Linked DNA regions of Homo sapiens: region 1 is linked to region 2. A link is an interaction called in ENCODE POLR2A ChIA-PET data of the cell type or tissue named here. Cell type or tissue: OCI-LY7. All regions are shown on one strand. Each heading gives the region's core, and the rest is flanking DNA. Links, peaks and the distances in the headings are about the cores only.

Evidence for each region. Peaks named below come from ENCODE experiments on the same cell type or tissue, not always from the same donor. Only the 100,000 strongest peaks of a DNase experiment are listed, where the experiment ranks them.
Region 1: POLR2A ChIA-PET joins it to region 2 with 5 read pairs; 2 of 35 experiments call an interaction of 5 or more read pairs at or near these places.

The regions. Positions count from the first base shown.
Region 1 is chr1:198,229,357-198,232,198 of GRCh38, forward strand. All of the region lies in intron 1 of NEK7 (NIMA related kinase 7), which reads left to right. Among named protein-coding and RNA genes, the nearest start is that of NEK7, 74 kb to the left of the region's middle. In OCI-LY7, for the core only: no CTCF peak of the experiment used is centred there; no DNase peak of the experiment used is centred there.
Region 2 is chr1:197,768,785-197,771,626 of GRCh38, forward strand. All of the region lies in intron 2 of DENND1B (DENN domain containing 1B), which reads right to left. Among named protein-coding and RNA genes, the nearest start is that of DENND1B, 5.3 kb to the right of the region's middle. In OCI-LY7, for the core only: no CTCF peak of the experiment used is centred there; a DNase peak (open chromatin) is centred at 1,697.

The DNA.
Region 1 (2,842 bases), core at 248-2,747, 460 kb after region 2:
GACTGGTAAACGTATTTCCCCTCCTGAGGTCTGTGAGCCGCTCTGGCAAATAAATCAAACCCAGAGAGGGGGTCAGGGGAACCCCAACTTGACGTGGGTTGGTCAGAAATTCCAGAGGCTCGGACTGTGACTGGTGGAAAGGGGGCGGTGGTCTTGTGGGACTGAGCCCTTAACCTGTGGGATCTGTTGCTATCTCCAGGAAGATAGTGTTGGAATTGAATTGGAGGAAACCCAGCTGGTGTCCACTGCAGAACTGATTATTTGCTTGATGTGTGGAGAGAAACCTTTACACATTTGGTCACAGAAGTCTTATTGTGATTGTTGTATGAAAGCAGAGGAAAAACACAGTTTGTGGCTTTTTTCACTCTTTTTAAGTTTACATTCAATATGAGAAATTTATTCAGAATTTTATATCTGAGCAGAGTCTCCTTGACCTTCTTTATGGGATACTGTAGAAATGAGTTCTTTATGTAGATTTTTAGAGTAAAACACTTTAAGTTTCTTTGAGTTTTATGTTTCTTTTTTCATTGTTTTATTTGCTTAGACATTGTCACGTATCAGTAGCTATAGCAAAACCACTTTATTATAACCTAGTACAGAATTTCTCAAAATGTCTTCTTTGGATCAGTCAGACTGTGGGATATTTTAAAATGTCACACAAAGAAAGCAAAGCAAAGAAACGAAACTTAAGAAACTTTTACTAATTGCAGGCCTGCTTGGATCTTTTACTGTGCTATTCACTATGACTCTTCAAGAGAGATTCATATAAAAAATGTTATTTCATAGGGGTCTTTGACCAGGAAACTTTTTCTTTTCTTTACGGAATATCTTGTGAAACTGTCTGTGGGACACCGGGTATGAAATGTTGATTTTAATATTGGATTTCATGCTAAAAGGTATTTGGATTCACTTCTAGGATTATCCTTCATCCTCCTCCCGACCTTGAATCCAATACTGCATAAACATGATTATTTATCATGACCAAGTGGGGTTCATCCCACAAATGAATATTGCTTTAATATTCAAAATTGAATCAATATAATTCAACATTTTAACAGATTAAAAAAGAAAAAACATGTAATCATTTCAAGATACACAAATTTTTTAATAAAAATCTAACATCTATTCTTTGTAAAAACTTCCAGCAAACAATAGAAGGGAATTATCAACCTGATAAATCAGGGCATCTATAAAAAATGTATAGCTAACATAATACTTATTGGTGACAGATTTAATACGTTTTTCCTAAGATTAGGAAAAAGGAAAGGATGTCTGCTCTCTACTTCTATTCATTGTACTGGATGTTCTATCTATTGTAGTAAGGCAAAAAAACTACAGAAAAGCTACTTGGACTAATAAGGAAGTTTAGGAATTTTGCAAGATACAGGGTCAATATACAAAAAACGTTTTATTCCTATATACTAACAATCAGAAAATTGAATTAAAAAACCCCACCATTTACAGTAGTATCAAAAAATATAAAACACTTAGGAAATAATCTGAAAAAAGATGTGAAAGACCAGTATAATGAAACTGGAAGCCATTATTGAAAGAAACTTAAATGAGATAGTCTGTGTTCATGGGTTTGAAGACCCCATATTATTAAGATGTCAATTCTCCCCAAATTGATCTTTAAGGTCAACGTAATCCCAATCAAAATCCCAGCAGTGTTTTTTTAGAAAATCGAAATAGGCTGATCGATTTTACAATTCGTATTAAAATCAGACACGTAATTAAGTAAATATCAAGACTTTATAATAAGCTATAGTAATTAATACTGTAGTTTTATATAGAGTAGTAATAGTACAGTGTAGTAGGTACACTGTAGGGCAGTAGTACACTGTATAGTGTACTATTGTTGTTAGTGCAAATAAATAGCCAGTGCAACAGCAAGGAAAGTGCAGATACCTATATGTGTGTGTGTATATACGTGTATGTGTGTGTGTATATATATATATATATATATATATATATATATATAAAAACACATGATCATTTGGTATATGACAAAGATGACCATAGCAGCAGTGCAGTGTGGTAAAGGATAATTTTTTCAATATATCATTTGAGGTCAGTTGGATATCCATAAAGAAAAACAAAGATTGACTTTGCCTTATATCATAAAAAAACTTAATTCCAGATGGTTTGTAGATCTAAATATTAAAGGTTAAAAAATAAAGCTTACATTAGAAAATAATATGAGCACTTAGAGTAGAAAAATAATTCATACATAGTACACAAAGCATTAATCATAAAGAAAAAGTTTAAATACTTAGACCACATTAAAATTATGAATTTCTATTCATTAGTTCATGGAAAGATACCATTGGGAAGGTTTTAGAAAGACAAGTCACAGGGTAGAGGAAGAAATTTGTAATACAAATGAACCATGCCCAGAATATTTGTATTGGTTTTTAAAGAGTATGATGAAGTGAAGATGTGTTTTAGTTGTTCCATCAGTTAATCCCATTTAAAAGGGAAGCTAGTTTTTTGAGTCTTAGATTTTGGTCATAAAATAATATTTATAGAGAACCTAGAAACACGTGGTGTTGAGTAGAATCAGTGCAAATGTAGTTCCTGGAGTGTAAGGGCTGTGTGTCATTAAATATTTCAATTTTTGAGTCTTGTGCAATGCCTGACATGCAATTACCTTCAGCCTATGTATACTGAATTAATGGATGAAATGCTTTATAATTACAAAGTATGCGTAAAAGAGTAGACACTCATATGACGACTGGCCTTTTAAGTTTAAATTTAAAAAATCACAGTAAGCAGTTGGATAAAAGAAAGTACTAACATTTTTAGACTATAAAGATAAGGTGCATTTTAGGGATGTAAAACA
Region 2 (2,842 bases), core at 341-2,840:
CATTTTTTTAGATTTGTAGAGCACTCCATATGAAACTAACAAGCTATTTTCCAGAATGTTCTGAAATGTGTTGTTCTCAAAAAAAAAAAAATCAATATAATGCCTCTGAAACAAGTCCAAATAGCAGTAGACCAGATAAAGATCACAATCTTACCAGAGGAGCTTTATCAAGTTATATTTTAAAAGCTAATGTCATTTCACACTGTTAACTAAAATTTAATTAACAACCTGTCTCTGAAGATACTTATCTAAGCTATTCAGGATAAATGAAAACATTTAGACTTACCTATGAAAAATGAACAAGAGAAGCATGCCAAATACCTTAACATAATGTCACCAATCTTAGTATAAACCAAATTTACTCTAAATACATTTTCTATTTGATCAGTCAACAAAAAATTATATATTCTAAAAGTTCTTTAACAAAAGCATTTTAATTGATTTCTCAACATCTATTCATTGCCAATTTAAATAAATCAATCACAATAGTCTTGCCACCAACCCCTTTACCTCTACCCCACCAATGATAATTTCAGGAGTGGTCAGGTGCATGCCAACTTAGGCTACCAGGATCTAAGGAAAGGCTTTCTAGGGGATTTGAAAAAAGAAACTTTCTGGCTCTAAATAGAGACATGTAAAGCCAGTGTCTGTCACCCCCAGAGTCACAAACAAAAAAGCAGAGTTCCAACTTCCACTGACAGTCTTATAACCGCAAGAAATCTAAGCCCTCCAATGACACCATTACTGTGAGTGGCAGAAATGAGAAGCAGAAAGCACCTGGATGTTTGACGACTTCTTGTATGAACTATATCGATGTTTGACGACTTCTTGTATGAACTATATCAAGTTTCTCTAGTTTCTCTATTATTTAAACCAATCTTATGTTTGTACTCCAAAGCATCCTAATTTATACATTTTGTTTTCCAATCTATTACTATTTAAGAATTTCACCCATGATCATTTAATGTTAGCAAAAAAAAAATTATCGTACCTTAAACAAGCTGATAATGCACATATCAGAGCCTCATTAAAACAAATAGGTACTAACAGTTAAATATGAGGATTCCAATAACTTTTAAAATATTTTTCATATATTTTTCTATTTAAGATTTAGCTGTAAAGTAGAACATTGATAAAATATTACAGAAACATAAATCTCTCAATTTGGCAAAAAAATTTACTTTTATAGCCCTCTTATAGTTATTGATTTTATTATTTATAGCTACTAATTTATCATTTGTTATTTATTATAGTTACTGATTATAGTTATTACTTGTTAGATCCTAAAATATTAGCCATATTCATACTATTTAAGTCATAATAAAAGAAGAAAGGTTACTGCTGCTTACATGGCTGAGTTTAGTTTTTTAAAATATCTTTAGAATTTTCTGCCATTTAGCCATATAGAATGGATTATTTGCAACCTACAAAGAAGCCAACATTATTTACTTTAACCATTTATCATATTTACAACTTTACCAGGCTAGATATAAACTGTTAAAATACAAATGAAGATGTTTCTAAAAAGTAGTGATTTAAATAACAACAGCAAAAAGACAAGGTGTAATATTAAAGCAGGGCAGAAGTAGAAGATACAAACTGGAATAACTAGCTCATGAAAAGTGGAAAAGAGCAAAAAGAGGAAGAAGGGAGTAAACCACTCAAAAGCCTTTATAAGAAGACCACAATCTCTCTGACACATGCATAGATTGGGTGTTATATAAGGCAAATTGATCTTTTAACAAGATCACTTTAATACACATTTAAAATTAGAGAATCCATATTTTCCAAGTGAAATTAGCCTGTTGTGTGTGTGTGTGTGTATATATATCTATAAATATATATAAAAATATATATCTATAAATATATATCTATAAATATATATCTATAAATATACATATCTATAAATATATATCTATAAATATATAAATATATATCTATAAATATATATAAATATATATATCTATAAATATATATAAATATATATCTATAAATATATAAATATATATCTATAAATATATATATAAATATATATGTAAATATATATCTATAAATATATATAAATATATATCTATAAATATATATCTATAAATATATGTATCTATAAATATATCTATATATCTATATAGATTTTTTTTTTTTTTTGAGACAGAGTCTCACTTGGTCACCAAGGCTGGAGTGTGGTGGTGCTATCTCGGCGCACTGCAACCTCCACAACCCCAGTTCAACTGATTCTCGTGCCTCAGCCTCCCCAGTAGCTGGGATCACAGGCATAGGCCACCATGCCTGCATAATTTTGGTATTTTTAGTAGAGATGGGGTTTCACCATATTGGTCAGGCTGGTCTCGAACTCCTGGCCTCAGATGATCTGTCCACCTCGGCCTCCAAAAGTGCTGGGATTATAGGCGTGAGCCACCGTGCCACGCCTTTACAAGCAATATCAGATGAGCGTTACTTCACGCACCTTCGGTAATGTTGTGGTAGATATTTTTTAGATTAACTTATATCATAAACCACTATAGAATAGAATTAAATTGGAGCTGAAAACATAATGTATCCATTTGAGTATCCATTCTACCTAATATATCCATTCTTCAAAGAGGACCCGGTTGGGGCTCAAAATAATGCAAATGGACAAACTTTACTACATACAGGACAATAAAAGATAACTTCATCAACTAGAAAAGGCTCCCTACAACCTAGGATCACTCCTTGCCAATAGACAAACCTGACCACAGCTGCAGTTCAGATAGACCAGGAGTACAGTAGTAGGGCTGGTGGAGCCAACAATATGTGACTTCATACTAAAATTAGCCATGCCCATTTCACCACAACTGGGTTG